Linked DNA regions of Homo sapiens: region 2 is linked to region 1. A link is an interaction called in ENCODE POLR2A ChIA-PET data of the cell type or tissue named here. Cell type or tissue: Panc1. All regions are shown on one strand. Links, peaks and the distances in the headings refer to the core of each region. The heading gives the core; the rest is flanking DNA.

What was found. ChIA-PET counts read pairs that join two places held together with the same protein. Peaks named below come from ENCODE experiments on the same cell type or tissue, not always from the same donor. Only the 100,000 strongest peaks of a DNase experiment are listed, where the experiment ranks them.
Region 2: POLR2A ChIA-PET joins it to region 1 with 11 read pairs; 4 of 35 experiments call an interaction of 5 or more read pairs at or near these places.

What each region holds. Positions count from the first base shown.
Region 1 is chr2:95,288,498-95,296,825 of GRCh38, reverse strand. It overlaps PROM2 (prominin 2), which reads right to left. Exons shown (of 24, transcript NM_001165978.3): 22 at 8,237-8,328; 23 at 7,820-7,893; 24 at 5,524-7,602. The coding sequence ends at 7,830. Among named protein-coding and RNA genes, the nearest start is that of KCNIP3, 4.7 kb to the left of the region's middle. In Panc1, for the core only: no CTCF peak of the experiment used is centred there; no DNase peak of the experiment used is centred there.
Region 2 is chr2:95,354,404-95,362,731 of GRCh38, reverse strand. All of the region lies in intron 2 of KCNIP3 (potassium voltage-gated channel interacting protein 3), which reads right to left. Among named protein-coding and RNA genes, the nearest start is that of FAHD2A, 44 kb to the left of the region's middle. In Panc1, for the core only: no CTCF peak of the experiment used is centred there; a DNase peak (open chromatin) is centred at 3,496.

The DNA.
Region 1 (8,328 bases), core at 181-8,180:
CCAGTCCCGCCTGCCACTCTTCACAGACACAGGACAGTGCCACCCTTATGATGATCTCAGCCCAAGGGGCCCCCAGGACAGCAGGGAGCCACTGCACCCAGCATCTGAAGCGTCCTCTCTCAGGGTCCTGGCCTGAGGTGCTGGTCTGCAAGGTGCTGGTCTGGGGCTCACATCCTAGAAACAGCAACAGCCACCAGGGCTACATCAGCAGGGTGACACTCAGGGTCCTTCCACCTCTTTCATCTGTCCCTTATTAACTACCTCCCATTCACCCATCCGAGGGCCTCGAAGCACGGGTGTCTCCCCAAAGCATGACCTGCTCATGCTCTCCAGCTGTGCTGGGTCCCCTCCCAGCTCCCAAGTCAGGATGCATCCAGGGTGGCTGAGGACCTGACGGGATCTCCTGGGGTGTGAGGGTGAAGGATGGGGCCGAGGGCTCCCAGGCATCCCTGAGAGAGGGGGCTGTGTCCTGTCCCTTGGGCGGGCAGCTCCTGGGCATTTGCTTGGCCCCCAAGCAAACCACTCAGGAGCCAGGTGCCTGAAACCTTTGCCAAGTTTCCCTTTTTGGAGCCCAGAGGAGCCAGCCTGTGCCAGTAGTTCCCATGGAGACGAAGCCCTAGGATGCCTCCCTCCTTTGCAGCCTGCACAATTGTGCTTGCATGCCCTTTTCCTTTTTTTTTTTTTTTTTTTTTGAGCCAACCAATTACCTCCAACTTTCAGATCCTCAGGGGAAGAAAATAGCCTGGAGCTGTCGACCCACCGAGGCAAGGAGGACTGTTTCCAGAGGGGAGGTGGCAGCCCAGGTGTCTGGCCCTGTGCGACTTCAGAACAGGCTGGACTTCACACTGGGGAAGGGGCTCGGCAGAGCCCGGAGGACTCCCTAGCTGCCCCCGCCCCACCCACACTGCACCCTAGGAAGTGGAGGGAGGCAAGCGCCTTCATGGCTGCCAGCTCAGGGCCGGCATCCTGGGAGCTCATCTGCTTTTTTTTTTTTTTTTTTTTTTTTTGAGACAGGGTCTCACTCTCTCACCCAGGCTGGAGTACAGTGGTATGATCATGGCTCACTGCAGCCTTGACCTCCCAGGCTCAAGCAATCCTCCTATTTCAGCCTCCCAAGTAGCTGGGACTACAAGGCTCATGCCACCATGCACGGCTAATTTTTGTATTTTTTCGTAGAGATGGGGTCTCACTATGTTGCCCAGGCTGGTCTCAAAGTCTGGGGCTCAAGTGATCCACCTGCCTCTGCCTCCCAAAGTGCTGGAGTTCCAGGCATGAGCCACCGTGCCCAGCCCCATCCTCCTTTCACTGCCTGAGACAGTCCTGCCCTCCTGACTCTGAGCAAGCCTCGCCTCCGCAAGCAGGGACGCATTGAGCATTTTGAGTCCTCATAGTGACCTTGGGAGAAAAGTGTAATTATCTCACTCTACAGATGATAATGGTGAGACCCAGAAAAGCTAAAAGACTGGCCCAAGTCACAGGCTAGGGAGTGGTAAAGCCAGGTCCCAAAGCCTGTTGCCTTCTTCCTAGAGTGAGCACCGTGGATGCTGAGATCCCGCTGGCGGTTCTATGCCCACGGCTTACACAGCAGCTTGGAAACTTGGTGACTGCACTGCCGTGATGGGCTGGTCTTCCTGACGGCCTGGCCGGAGGAGTCAGGAGCAGAGGAACCCACTCATCACAGCAGCACCCCCAAGAGCTGCTCGCCCCTGCTTGGCACACTCGCTGACATCCCACACTCAGATGCGCTGTCCTCGGAGTTCACCAGCCGTGACACCGCGGGCCTGGGACAACTGCCCTGCTCTGCTGGACCCACCGGCTGTTCGGGCCTTGCGAACCTCCCACTGCAGCTAGCACCTGGGTGGACACCCCTCATACAGATGTGGGGCGTATGTGACCCTGCCACCACACCCCCCTTCCTCAGTGGCCTATCCAGGGCCCCAAGTGCTTCCAGCTGGGTCCCTCCCCTGGGCCTGTGGGGAACACAGGAATGAGAAGGGGAGGAGAAAGGGGGCTGGACTCCCACATGGGCCTCAGAGGCGGACCTGTTGTGGGCACACGGGCATCTGCAGACTTCCCAGAGACGGCCTTGGCAATTCCCAGTATTCTCTGCGGTATATCAGACCCACAGAAGGTTAAGGAGGCTGTGGAAGGACCTGGTCTTGTCCACTAGGAACGCTTCAGCCCTGTGTTTCCCACTGTGGTTTCCTCACATAGGGGCTGTGGGGAGAAACTGAGGCTGGGGGGAGTTTGGAAGTGGGAAAGGAAGGGATGATTTCAAGCCCGGATGAAGGTCGGGTTTTCTCTCGTCACAGTGTTTCAGGAGGCAGTCGTGGGCTGTTTCAGCTGACCAGGGCCTTCATTCTTGTCCTTCCCCGGGCGAGCGGCTCATGGTGCTCATGCCCACAGGTCTTGGGGGCCTCTGCGCCTTCCTCCATTGTTGCTCATGATCCCACATTCCAGGCCCAAATTCAAGTCCCTCCTCCCCAGGCCTCCAAACGCAACTCTGTGGAGCCCCAGCCCAGGGCTCTTTTCCTTAGGCCCTATTTTTTGTTGGGCCCTGGCTGAGGGGTACAGGGGGAGAGAGAGAGAGCTGAGGGGTACAGGGGGGAGAGAGAGAGAGAGACAGAGAGAGAGAGAGAAAGCCTCGCCAGCTGGGTGCATCTTGGTAAGAAAATACAAATGGTCCTCATCACTTCACATCACAAAACACAGGCTCAGCCCCCATCGAAGCCCATGCCATCATCAACTCTCCTGCTCCCCACCCAGCTCAGGCCTGGGGGTGGCAGCTTGGGGCAGGCAGTGGGCATGGCAGCCTCTGGCTGAGCTGCGCTCTGGGTTTGCAGAGGTTGAGAGCTGTCCCTCTTTCTCTGTGGGCTCCTCCAAGGGTCCTAAGAGCCTGGCCCCATGGTCCCCTGACTAGAGTGTTTCACATGGGCCTCAGGGGACCCATAAGCCCCCAATACTTAGTGGCAGCTCTGCCTCCTCTTGGCTGAGGTCGGTTCACTCTCTGGGCAGCCTCCTTCGACTGGACCTAGGAGACTCCATGCTGTCTCTCACAGGAGGCCCTCACCTGGGCCGCCAGCCCTCTCCTTAGCTCCGCCTTCAATGCAGCCAGCCTGACTGCCCTCTAGACTTTGCAGTGGGTGAGGCATCAGTCCAAGGGATTTATTAAACTGCAGGGGACACGGTGAAGCTCTCTGGCGGCTTTCTTTAAAGCCCCTTTCCTTGCAGCTTGAAGTGAAGAGAGGGCGGCCGACCGCACCCCTTGGACTCAGCTCGCCTCTCTGAAACCTCCCTCCTCTAACCTCAGCGCCTGACTCCTTGGCTCCCACTCCAGCCCTTAGTGTGGGTAGGGGCTCAGCCACCTCTTCCCTAAATTCTGCTTCACTCGTGGGCAGAAGCCAAGGGCTCGGACGGGGCCCCACCCTCTGCACACCCCCTCCATCCCTCCTCATCCGAGCTGCAGTTCTCGGTCAGCATTTGTAAGACGGATGAGTGTGGACCACCCCAGGACGGGCACACCCAGCATATGCTAGGAAGGGCTGGGACCACGGAGAAGGAGCTTTATTCCGGCAGCATGTGCTGTGTGCACCAGGTTGGCCACTAGCCTCCTGGTTCAGCTCCTGGCACTCAGGCTAGAAGCGATGGACGACTCTGGCTCAGGGAGAGTAGGGAAGGGGGATGCTGTCCACATCCGCCCAGATCAGGGCCTCAGGCTGATTCCAGAAGACTCAGATGTGGCCTGAGTGGCACTGTTCTCGGCTGATTCATTCGGATGAGCGTTGCCCTTTCCACTCCGCCCACATCCAGTCTGTGTGCCTGAGCTTTCTCAACTGTCAGGCAGGTAAATAACAATGCCTGCCTCCCAGTTAATTCATGGAAAGTGCTTCCTGACTTATGCTCAGAACTCCGTAAATAAATGTTAACTCACATTGTTTGTCCCTTCAGGTAGTTGGGCAGGCTCTTGCCCCAGCCACTTGGCTCTCCCTTTGTACACCTCAAGCCAGCTGGAGCTGCCCTGAGCAGCCACCTGGGACCTTAGACACCTTGGCCCATCTGGCATTTGTTTGGCAGAATCTACCATGAGGCCTTCTGTTGGGTGGCCAGGTTGAAGGGTCTGGAAGAACTCCTAGCACCCCCAATCTGTCATCCCTGCCACAGGGACAGTAAGGACACTTGGTTCAAGTCACCTTGGAGATAGGGCCTCGCTCCCACATGCCCACAGGGAATGGGAACTGGCATTGCCTCCAGGAAGAAACCTCCAGGGCCACCAGGACCAGGGGACCTGCTTCCAAAGCCTGGCTGGGCTTCAACTTCTGAGACCCTGAACCAGCTATGTAACTTCCTGGAGCTTCCTCTGCTCAACCAGATGATAATTTGCTCCCTCAGAGACAGTCATGGGCCAGAAGAGAGAGATTGTGACCTCGAAGGGGCTTTGTTTCACATATAAAGTAGCATTAGCATTTTAGGATTCCAGCATTTTAAAAGCCAGAGAAATCGGTAATTTATTTTTCTCTGTGGCTATTTCTTTCTCTCTGCCAACTGCCGAGTGCCACCCCATCCCCGGGTAACCAGTATTACCGTGCTGCTCTCTAAACAAAACTCCTTTCAAAAGACAATGTTCAATTAGCTGGGCCACAGTTTCTGAACACTAAATTCAAAGAGTGGCAGCCTTTTCCCAATATATAATGGGAACGTCAAAGTCAGTTTTTTAGGACTACTTCTAATAACTGTGGACTGGGTAATTTGGACCAAATTCCCAGTTCAGGACAACTTAAAAAGCTGCTCAAAATTTGCGTGTGTGTGTGGGGCGGGGGAGGACATTTTGAACAGCTTTTAAAGTTATATATATATATATTTAATAAATATATGTACGTATATATATATATTTAATAAATATATGTACGTATATATATATATTTAAGTCTAATTGAGAGTATTGGGCAGGAAACAAAGCAGTGAAGAATTACAAGGCCAAGATCTGGGAAAAGAAGGCAACTCAGAGACATATGCATGGCATCTGGGACTACGTTTTCTGTAGGGGGTCTGCTGATTCTAGAAGACACTGCAAAGCCCACCAACAGGAAGGCTACCTGGCAAATGTTTCATGCTTTGGGTTGGAGCCCCAGTGGGCTTCACCCTATGAATATGAATGAAACAGAAGTAGGTCAGCCCTTAAAGTGACTCAAATCCTCTCATCCCCTACAAGTAGATGAAAGAGATCTGGCTCACTGCATCCCCAGCCACCTGCCAGATGTAAACATAATCCTCATAGAGGAAGATAACTCCATCCTAGACCTGAAATTACTTGTACTCAATTAAAACATTGCCAAGTATGGGAGGAGACAGGACAAAACTAACAAAAAACAAGAGAAACAACAGGCACTAGAAACAGACTCATGGAGGCTCCATATAAGGGACTAACTGAACTTTAAAATAACTATGCTTAATATGTTCAAATATATAAAAGATAAAATAGGTAATTTTGAAAGAGAACTGAAAATATTTTAAAAATGGTTTCTATTCCATTTGTAATGCCATCAATTTTATTTTTGAAATGCAAGGGTGCTACTTCCCCCAGGTAGGTCAACAGATGAGTAACAAGCAAAAAAAAAACCTCTAGGAAAAGCAAAAAGAGGCAGTCATGCTACATTCAAGCATGCTCATCTGACAGTGATAATAATACATTGTGTATGCACCATTCTAATTCCCAGTAGAAAACTTGTTGCTGGTTTATAAGATGCAGTTAAACATAGACACTTCCAGCCTGGGCAACATGGCAAAACCCCGTCTCTACAAAAAATACAAAAATTAGCCAGGCATAGTGGCACACACCTGTAGTCCCAGCTACTCGGGAGGCTGAGGCATGAGAATCGCTTGAGCCCAGGAGGTGGAGGTTGCAGTGAGCCAAGACTGCACCACTACACTCCAGCCTGGGTGACAGAGCGAGACCCTGTCTCAAAACAAACAAACAAACAAAAACAAACAACACAGACACTCCCTGAAACCCAGCAGACCACAATCTTAAAGGAATTTCTGCCTTTGAATAGAGGCCTGCCTCCCTCTTCCCTCGTACATGCCCGGATGCTAGCTCTACCCCCGGCCCAGAGCAGTCATGGCAAACAACAACAACGACAATAATAATAGGCAGCTTCCATCCACTGAGCATTTGTTTTGTGCCAGGCCACTGCTAAGGGCTTTCCACAAATTATCACATTTGATTTTCACAACCCTTTGAGGAGGCTGTGACTATTCTCCCCATCTCATAAATGGAGAAGCTGAGCGAACAAGCATCACAGCCAGGCTGTGAGTCCAGGTCTGCCTGCTCCTGACAGCAGGCTCCCAGGCTGGGACCCACTCCCTACCTGCAGATTGCTGGAATAATCCCTGGATGCCTGCAGCCAGAGGTGACCTTAGAACTCTCCTCTCCATAAACACTCATTAAACACCAACTATGTACAGGGTCCCAGCCTAGGAAACCTGGTTTTAAGGACCCAGAACCAAGTCTCAGGGAAGTGAGAACACTTTAATGGATCTGAGGTCTGTCCATCTCTTCTCTCTCCTCTTCCTCATTTCTGGAACGCAGTGTCCAGCACTCAGGGCTGACACAGGGATGGGCTGGGGATGACCCTAGGCCACATGCGCAGGATAAAAGGGGCCGTGCAAAATCCTGTTCTGGCCACCAGATCACTCCTAAGAAAGTTGGGTGGGGGCTGTGGAAGATGCTTCCTTCTGAAGAGGTAAGGGCAAGCCCCCACTGTGGCCCAGGTCCCAGGTCCCTTCCTTGGGAGCCAGCACTCAGAGAGAAGCTAAGTGCTGGTACCCCCATTTCTAACTTGGGTGCAGGCAGGGAGGCTCGGCCTTCAGACAGGCCTCCCTCACCCCACTGGACACCAATAAATCCTGGATGAGATCTGCAGAGGGCCCAAGGCCCTGGGGCAGTGGAGGGCTCAGAGGCCATGAGGCAGGGCCTGCAGCCAGCCCAGACCTAGGCCATGGTGGCCCCTGCCTGATTAGTGGCGTTACCTGAGTGGTTTGGTTGGGCAGGGTGGTCTCTGGGGCCAGCAAGGTAGCAGTGGAGATATGGTGAAGAGGGGACTAAGGGAGGAAGCAAAGGGCCAGGAAGGGCATAAGAGGGAAGTGGGGGCCAGGGGGGAGGCCAGATGAGGACGGTGTGGGGGGCGAGGGGCTCAGAGAGGGGCAGGGGGAGGCTTGGCAGGGGGAGGCTTGGCAGGGGGAAGACACACGGGAAGGGGAGTGGGGTTGGACGAGGCCTCTGTCCCACCCCAGGGTCCAGGCTCCAGCAGGTGGAGAACAGGCTCTTCCTGTGAGGATGCCACCAGCATGGGGGTAAGGGGTGACACCTGGAGGGACTTGCTGGCTCTGCAGCTGCACAGAAGTCCCATGTGATTCTGAGCGTGAATGATGGGGGTCGTGAGCAGAAAGGGGTGGAAAGGAGCAGGCAAGGTGGGGCCAGGTAAGCCGGAACTGGGGACAGTCCAGGCCTGGATGCCAGCCTGGGCTCTGGGGCAAGAGCTACCGAAGTCCTGTGGCCCAGGCTAAATCAAAGGGGAGGACAGGCAGCCTCAGGGTCACCTCACCCTGTCAGGGATTAAGAAGGAAACGGGTGAAGGGGAGGGAGGGGAGAACAGGGCTGTCAGCCCCACTGCTGGATGGGCCACACCCAATACCCAGACTCCACCATGTCCCCAAGCCTTCCTGCCCTCCTAGGCCCTGGAAACCCCAGACCCCAGCCCCTCCCCACCCCACTCCCTTAATCCCTGGCAGGGAGCAATTAAGCGAGTTGGGGAAAACTCACCCACAAGGCCCTACAGCTTCAGGGAGGTAACCCGGGGGATGTGGAAGAGCTGAGTCTCCTCAGAGCTGGTGGAGCTGCAGTGTCAAAGACAGAGAGTGAGCATACCCTTCCCCCCAGACCCTCAGCCCTGACACAGGGACAAACCCAGAGCCCTGAGGGTTTCTCCTCGGAAGCCCTGTGGGGGATGGGAAGGGTCCCACGAAGCTGCGCCCAAATGGATGCAGCAAGAAGGGTAAGGGGCAGACATACGGGAGAACTTCCTGGCTTTGGAGCTCCTCAGAGTGTGGCTCTTCAGGGCTCGCTCATGAGCCTCCTCTGCCTGGGAGGTCTCAGGAGGGGCTGTGACAGGGGACCCTGGCGGCTGAAAGGACACCTCCCTGGCCCCTGATGCTGCCTGCAGCCCTGGCAGCCCCTCACCTGAGGCGTTTCCGGATAGGACGGAAGTATTTGGAGGTCTTGACGGCAAAGATGATGCTGGGGATCAGGAAGAAGGTGCACCATGCCAGGCA
Region 2 (8,328 bases), core at 183-8,182, 66 kb before region 1:
GTGAAGCTTCATCTGTATCTACAGCTGGTCCCCACTGCTCGCATTCCTGCCTGAGCTTCACCTCCTGTCAGATGAGCAGCGGCATTAAATTCTCATAGGAGCGCAAACCCTACCGTGAACTGTGCATGCGAGGGGTGCATATGCAGATTTCTGTTTACTAGTGCATAGGATTGAACTGTGTCCCCTCAACTTCATCGTTGAAGTCTTAACCCCCAGTGTGACTGTATTTGGAGATAGGGTCCTTAGGAGGTAACCAAGGTTACGTGGGGTCACAAGGTTGGGCCCTTATCCCATAAGATTGGTAGCCTTATATGAAGAGTAAGAGAGGCCGGGTGTGGTGGCTCATGCCTGTAATCCCAGCACTTTGGGAGGCCGAGGTGGGCGGATCACCTGAGGTCGGGAGTTCGAGACCGGCCTGACCAACATGGAGAAACCCTGTCTCTACTAAAAATACAAAATTAGCCGGGCATAGTGGTGCATGCCTGTAATCCCAGCTACTCGGGAGGCTGAGGCAGGAGAATCGCTTGAACCCAGGAGGCGGAGCTTGCAGTGAGCTGAGATCACACCACTGCGCTCCAGCCTGGGTGACAGAGCAAGACTCCATCTCAAAAAAAAAAAGAAAAAAAAAAGGGTAGGAGAGACAGCTATGTCTGCCTCCACGTGCATGCAGCAAAAGGCCACATGAAGACAGAGCAAGAAGGCAGCCGTCAGCACACCAGGAAGACAGCCCTCACCAGAAACTGACCCTGCTGGCACCCTCTTCTCAGACTTTCTTTCCAGAGCTGGGAGAAAATACATTTCTGTTGTTTAAGTCCTTCAGTCTGTGTTATTTTGTTATGGCAGCCAGAGAAGACTAAGACATCTGGTATATTGTTGGTCTCTCCCTCTACAGGGTGACCGCAGCAGGGATTCGGGTCTCCTCGCTGCCGTACCCAGCCCTGGAACAGTGCCTGTGCATGGGAGGTGCTCTGGAATGCAGGCTGGGTAGGATCCTCCCAGCTATGTTTCCTAGGGTGAGTTTATGGAGTACTGGCGTGGGCTTTAATTTTAATGTCTCTAGGCAGAGCCTGCCTCCTGCAGATTGTCCCAGGCCCCAGCATTCCCTGATGTTTACACCTGTTGGGCACAGAGTGGGCAGGAGAATCAGAGAAAAAGAGATAATATTCCAAGACTCAGGTCCAGTGACAGCAGGTGAACTGGGGTCAAGGGCACCCGGGCATGGAGTCTAAGGTGAGCCAAGGCACATGTGGGCATGAGAGCTATCGAAGGGTCCAAAGCAGAGAAAGGGTTGTCTGATTTCCACTCCAGAATGGTCACTCTGGCCACAGGGTGTCACAGTGACGTGAAGAGAATGGAGTGAAGGGAACTGGCGGGAGGTGTCAGGAATGAAGAAGCCAGAGTTCCTAGCTGCTGACTTGACCAGGATGGGGCAGGCAGAGTCCAGAATGACTCCACATTTCTGACCTGGGAAACAGGGTGACTGCTGGTGTCATCCACCAAGACATGGAAGAAATTACCCAGAAATGGAAGAAAGGCAAGAAGATGGCTGCATGGCTTTTCAACGTAACATTAGAGCACTGTCTATAGGAAACTTGGGCTTTTTACTATTGATCAGCGCTCCAGCTCTGTGTGTTTAGATGTTAACTTGTAGAAGACTGCTCAGGGCAAAATTGTGATGCCAACGAACTCAGCCATTTCCCTTTCTACCTCTCCCCCAGCGTGGCTCTCTTCCTCCTTCTCCAGGGGCTAGTCCTGGGCCACCTCCTCCCCATCAAAGTCTCCATTTGCTGTGGTTTGAATGTTTGTCTCCTCCAAAACTCATGTTGAAATTTAGTCACCACTGTGACAGTATTAAGAGGTGGAACCTGTAAGAAGTGTTCAGGCCATGAGGGCCCCACCCTCACGAATGGACTAATACCATTATCACAGTGGTGGCTTTGCCCCCTCTTTCTCTCTCTCTCTCTCTGTCTCTCGCTCTCTCTCTCTCTGTCTGTCTGTCTGTTCTTCGCCATGGAATGATGATTCAGTAAGAAGGCCATCCCCAGATGCCAAGCCCTCGATCTTGGACTTCCCAGCCTCCAGAACTGCGAGCCAATACATATCTGTTCATTATAAATTACCCTGTTTGTGGTATTCTGCACAAAACAGCCTAAGACAGAAAACTGGTACTGAGAGTGGGTGTTGTTATAACAAATACTTAAAAATGTGAAAGTGGCTTTGGAACTGGGTAGTGAGTAGAGGCTGGAAGAGTCTGGAAGAGCAGACTAGAAAAAAGCCTGTCGCCATGAACAGAACATTAAGGGCTCAGAAGATGAGAAGAGCTGTAGGAAAAGTCTGAAACTTCCTGGAGATTAAAGTGGCTGTCATCAGAATGTTGGCAGAAATATGGATGGTGATGAGGTCTCAGAGGGAATTGAGGAATAAGGTATTGGAAACTGGAGAAAAGCCCATCCTTATAGTGAAAAGGAACTTGGCTGAATTGTGTCCACACCCAGTGGCTTTATGTTTATGGAAGGCAGAATTTTTTTTTTTTTTTTTTTTGAGACGGAGTCTCACACTGTTGCCCAGACTGGAGTATGGAAGGCAGAATTTAAGAGTGATGAACTGGGATACCCAGCAGAAGAAATTTCTAAGCAAAATATTGAGGTGCTGTGTGGTTTCTTTTAATATCATATAGTAAAATGAAAGAAGAAAGAAATGACTTAAAGACAGAATTTATCATGAAGGCATTTCAGGATATTCCAAGCTGCCCCTCTCATCACAGGCCCAGAGCTCTAGGAAGGGAGAATGGTTTTAGGGGATGGGCCAAGGGCCCCCTCCAAGGACCTGCTGCCCTGGACTACCTTTGGGACTCTGCTCCTCACATTCCACCACAGTGCTCCTTGGCTGCCCCAGCTGTGGCTCAAGTGGGCCTGGGTGTGGCTCAGGCCACGGCTCCAGAGGGCAAGCAGTAAGCCTTGGCAGCATCCATGTGGTGCTAATTCTGCAGGCACACAGAGTTCAAGAGCAGTGGAGGCGTGGCTGCCTCTGCCTGGATTTCAAAGGCTGGATCAGACAGACTGGGGGTCCAGGCAGAGACCTGTTGCAGAGGGAGAGCCACTCCAGAGAGTCCTTGCTAGGACAATGCCTTGTGGAGCCACAGGGGCTGGGCTGCCCTTGAGACTGCAGAGCTACCAGCGTGACCGGCTAGCAACATCAACCTGGGAGAGCTCCTGTGGCTGCCGAGCCCACCAAAGCCATGGGGGTGGGGGTGCCCAGGGCCCCAGTGTGTGATGTGGAGTCAAGGAACATTATTCCCGAGTCTCAAGATTTAATGTTGCTCTTCATGGTTGGTTTTGGACGTACTTGGGACCAGTTACCCCCTTTTTTCTTGCCGGTTTCTCCCTGAATGGAAATGTCTATCCCACAACTGTCTCACCGTTGTATTCTGGAAGCATGTAACTTGTTTAAATTTCACAGGCTCACAGCTGGAGAGGAATTTGCCTCAGGATGAATCATGCCTTGAGTCTCACCCATATCTGATTTAGATGAGACTCTGGGCTTATGAGTTGCTGCTGGAATGAGCTAAGACCTTTGGGAGCTATCAGGATGGAATGAATATATTTTGTATGTGAGAAGGACATGAATTTTCCAGGGGTGGGCTGGGCAGAATGCTACAGTTTGAATGTTTGTCCCCTCCAAAACTCATGTTGAAATTTAGTTGCCACTGCAACAGTATTAAGAGATGGGACCTTTTTTTAAAAAAAAAAATTTGTTTGGTTTTTGAAAGGGGGGTCTGACTGTGTTGCCCAGGCAGGTGTCCAACTCCTGATCTCAAGTGATCCTCCTACCTCAGCCTTCCACGTAGCTAGGACTACAGGTGCACAGCATCATGCTTGGCAAGAGGTGGGACCTTTAAGAAATGTTTAGTTTACGAGGGCTCTGCCCTCATGAATGAACTAGTGCCCTTACTGCAGAAGTGGGTTTGTTACCATGAGAGTAGTTTTGCCCCTCTTACTCTCTCTTGCTCCCTGTGCCCTTCAGCCATGTGATGCTTTCCGCCATGTTATGACACAGCAAGAGGGCCCTCGCCAGATGCCAGCCCCTCCGTCTTATACTTCCAAGCTTCCAGAACTGTAAACCAATACATTTCTGTACAATAGAATTACCCATTCTGTGGTATTCTGTTATAGCAGCAGAAAACAGGCTAATACACCGTTGATAGCCAGGGGGGCTGCAATCAAGTTTGAATTCCTCTATCCAACAAGCATTTTGCCAAAGGAGTAAAAGCATGAGGACTTTTTGATGTTTAAAAGTTGTACAGCAGCCTGACAGACTACAAGCAGGGCTTTCTTCCCAGTGTGTAAAAGTCTCAGTCCAGGTCCTGTCCCATACCCCATGTAGTCCTCTCTGTGCAAAAGCTCAGCAAAGTGTCTCCAAATCTTTAATTCACTAAGCTGAAATGCACCAGGTACTGGGCAAGAGGCACTTTTTCGCCACCCCATGGGTGAAGCCTGTGAAACCTCTCTGAGCTGCACCAGTACCTCTGCAAAGCCCCTCATAGGCCTCCTGCAGCTTGCCACATAGGAGAGAAGCAGAAGCAATGGAAGATTCTCTAAAAACCTCTCGAGCCTATGTCCCCTGACAGCTGTCACCCATCCTGTTCCCCTCTGTGGCAAAACTCCAAAGAGGTGCCATGTTCCCCGGCTCCCATCCCTCCTGAACACACTCCATTCAGATGCTCCCCCCACCAGTACTCCCCAAAGCTGCTGGTCAAGGTCCCCTTGGTGCACTGCAGCACATTCATGCCCCTGTGTGACACTGCGCACGGCCTGTGCCTGACACACACAGAAGCCAGGGGTGGACACAGCTGGCTCAGACAACAGCCAGCCAGTTCCAGCTCCAGCCACAGCAAGGCGAGGCCAGCAAGGCAGGGCACCAGGCTGGGGTGTGACTGGATCTGATATTTCCAAAAGTACACATGTGGTCACCAAGGGGAACACTCATGGCCTTCCTGACATAGATACTGCATTTCAATACTAATTTAATTTAATGATGGGAAGCCCTGGAATTCCTGCAGTCCTGGGTCCACTGAGAGCCTTGGTGTGGCCCTGCACTCATGACTTCACATGATACCCTCCTTAGTGACTGAGCACTGGGCAGGAAGGCTGCCTAATCCCCATAAGGCCTGTGGGGACCAGGGAAGAAAGCAGCCCTAACCACCGCCCCAGGGGTCCAGCCTCTAGACGACCGGAGCTCAGCTCCTCAGAGGCGCAGTTAGCCCTGGAATTGCCCACTGGTGCCTCTGGCTGACAGTCCATGAGGGCTTGGGGAAGAGGCAGGCAGGGCATCCAGCACACCATGAAATGGGGCTCCCTACCCCTGTCCCAGGCCGGGGATCTCAGCCTTCACTTAGTCTCTGCTGCTCAGGTCACTACTAAACCATAGGGTTCCACAGAAGGTCCAGGAACTGCCATGGGGTGAAGGGAGGCCTTTCGGGCAAGACTCCCTTTGAATCTGAGCTGAGCTGTCCCTTTTACCCATCAAGGGGCACTGGACTTGTAAGACTTATTGGAAAGTCTGTGGTGAGACTGCTGTGATGCTACCACCTGTGTCTAGGTATGTGACAGTAGAGCCGCTGACCTGGGGAGGGAGGGGCCTTGCCCAGGTTCCCAGCCTAGAGCAACATCAAGCATCCAGCTCCAGCCCACACTGTCTCCTGCAGAGGCCACCCACGCCGGCGAGCATGGCCCAGCAGTCCCTGGGCCAGCAGCCTCTGGGCTCCTGACCCTACAGGGCACGGGATGAAGAAAGCCCAACACAACCAAGTGTGGGCCACATGCATCTTCCCTTCCCACTAACTCCTAGGACACAGGTAGTGATGTGTAGCTGTGGGGGAATGTTGCCTGGGTCATTTCGGGCAAGAAGTAAAGCGAATGTACACTCCAAAAGTGCCTCCTCCTAGGCGTCATGCTACCTGACTTCAAACTATACTACAAGGCTACAGTAACCAAAACAGCATGGTACGGGTACCAAAATAGATATATAGACCAATGGAACAGAACAGAGGCCTCAGAAATAACACCACACATCTACAACCATCTGATCTTTGACAAACCTGACAAAAACAAGAAATGGGGAAACGATTCCCTATTTAATAAATGGTGCTGGGAAAACTGGCTAGCCATATGTAGAAAGCTGAAACTGGATCCCCTCCTGACACCTTATACAAAAATTAATTCAAGATGGATTAAAGACTTAAATGTTAGACCTAAAACCATAAAAACCCTAGAAGAAAACCTAGGCAATACCATTCAGGACATAGGCATGGGCGAGGACTTCATGACTAAAACACCAAAAGCAATAGCAACAAAAGTTAAAATAGACAAATGGGATCTAAGTAAACTAAAGAGCTTCTGCACGACAAAATAAACTACCATCAGAGTGAACAGACAACCTACAGAATGGGAGAAATTTTTTGCAATCTACCCATCGGGCAAAGGGCTGATATCCAGAATCTACAATGAACCCAAACAAATTTACAAGAAAAAAAAACAAACAACCCCATCAAAAAGTGGGCAAAGGATATGAACAGACACTTCTCAAAAGCAGACATCTATGCAGCCAACAGACACACGAAAAAATGCTCATCATCACTGGTCATCAGAGAAACGCAAATCAAAACCCCAATGAGATACCATCTCATGCCAGTTAGAATGGCGATCATTAAAAAGTCAGGAAACCACAGATGCTAGAGAGGATGTGGAGAAATAGGAACGCCTTTACACTGTTGGTAGGAGTGTAAATTAGTTCAAACATTGTGGAAGACAGTGTGGTGATTCCTCAGGGATCTAGAACTAGAATTACCATTTGACCCAGCAATCCCATTACTGGTTATATACCCAAAGGATTATAAATCATGCTGCTGTAAAGACACATGCACACGTATGTTTATAGCAGCACTATTCACAATAGCAAAGACTCGGAACCAACCCAAATGTCCATCAATGATAGACTGGATTAAGAAAATGTGGCACATATACACCATGGAATACTATGCAGCCATAAAAAAGGATGAGTTCATGTCCTTTGCAGGGACATGGATGAAGCTGGAAACCATCGTTCTCAGCAAACTATCACAAGGACAGAAAACCAAACACCGCATGTTCTCACTCACAGGTGGGAACTGAACAATGAGATCACTTGGACACAGGGCGGGGAACATTACACATCAGGGCCTGTTGGAGGCTGGGGGGCTGGAGGAGGGATAGCATTAGGCGAAATACCTAATGTAAATGATGAGTTGATGAGTGCAGCAAACCAACATGACACATGTATACCTATGTATCAAACCTGCACATTGTGCACATGTACCCTACAGCTTAAAGTATAATAATAATAATAATTAAAAAAGAAAGAAAGCGCCTCCTCCATGCCAGACGCTGCCTTACAAGCTCTGTGCACACTCACACATGCAGTCTCCACACCAGCTCAGGGCAGTGGGTCCTCTCACTGTGGACTTGGACCAGGGCAGCTGCCTCCACTTTGGGCTCCTGACACCTGTCCTGTAAGAGGCTGGGACACACACAACCATCTCCGGTGGTCCCCAAGGCCCTGCAGCTGTGGATGCATTCAGGGCAGGTGTGCCGGTGTTCAGAAAGGTCCTGACTCTGCCGCTCCCCGGCCCTCAGTTTCCTCGTCGATGAAACGAGCCTGCTCATGAGGACAAGATTGGGATATGCATAAAGTGCCCCCAAAGAGAGAGCATTCTCTAGAGGCTGGTTCCTATCACTGTCATCAGCATCCCAGATCTGGAAAGCCTGCTCAAGGAGCTGCACAAGACCTGAGGGACTGGCAGTTTACAAAGGGCACCAGACCCAGCCAGGGAACAGAGCACCCAGCACACCCACAGCATCACCACTGGCCCCAGCAAAGGTGGGAGAGGGTGTTGGGGGAAAGGAGAGCAAGAGAACGAGCAGGAAGGATCACAATGGCCCCTTGGGCCTGCTCCAAGCCAAGAGGTAGCTGCAGACCCAACAGGCCCCAAGGTCACCTTTGTAAGACCAGGCCCCTGGTAGTCCCCTTGGCCCCGCAGTTAGAGACGCTTTCAGGGCAAGTGCGCAGAGGGCATGTGCAGTGTTTGGGGTCACCTCCCAGGATGGAGGAGCAAGGGCAGTGGGCCAGACCCTGCACATCCTGGTTCTAGACATTCTCCTCTTCCCCATCACACCTCACACCTCTGCTGTCCCCAGACCCACAACCCAGTCTCCCTGCCTCCGCCCCAGCCAGAGGGACCCTCCCTGCAGAGGGCACCGTCCCAGAGCTACTGTAAAGGTAGGGCCAAGACTC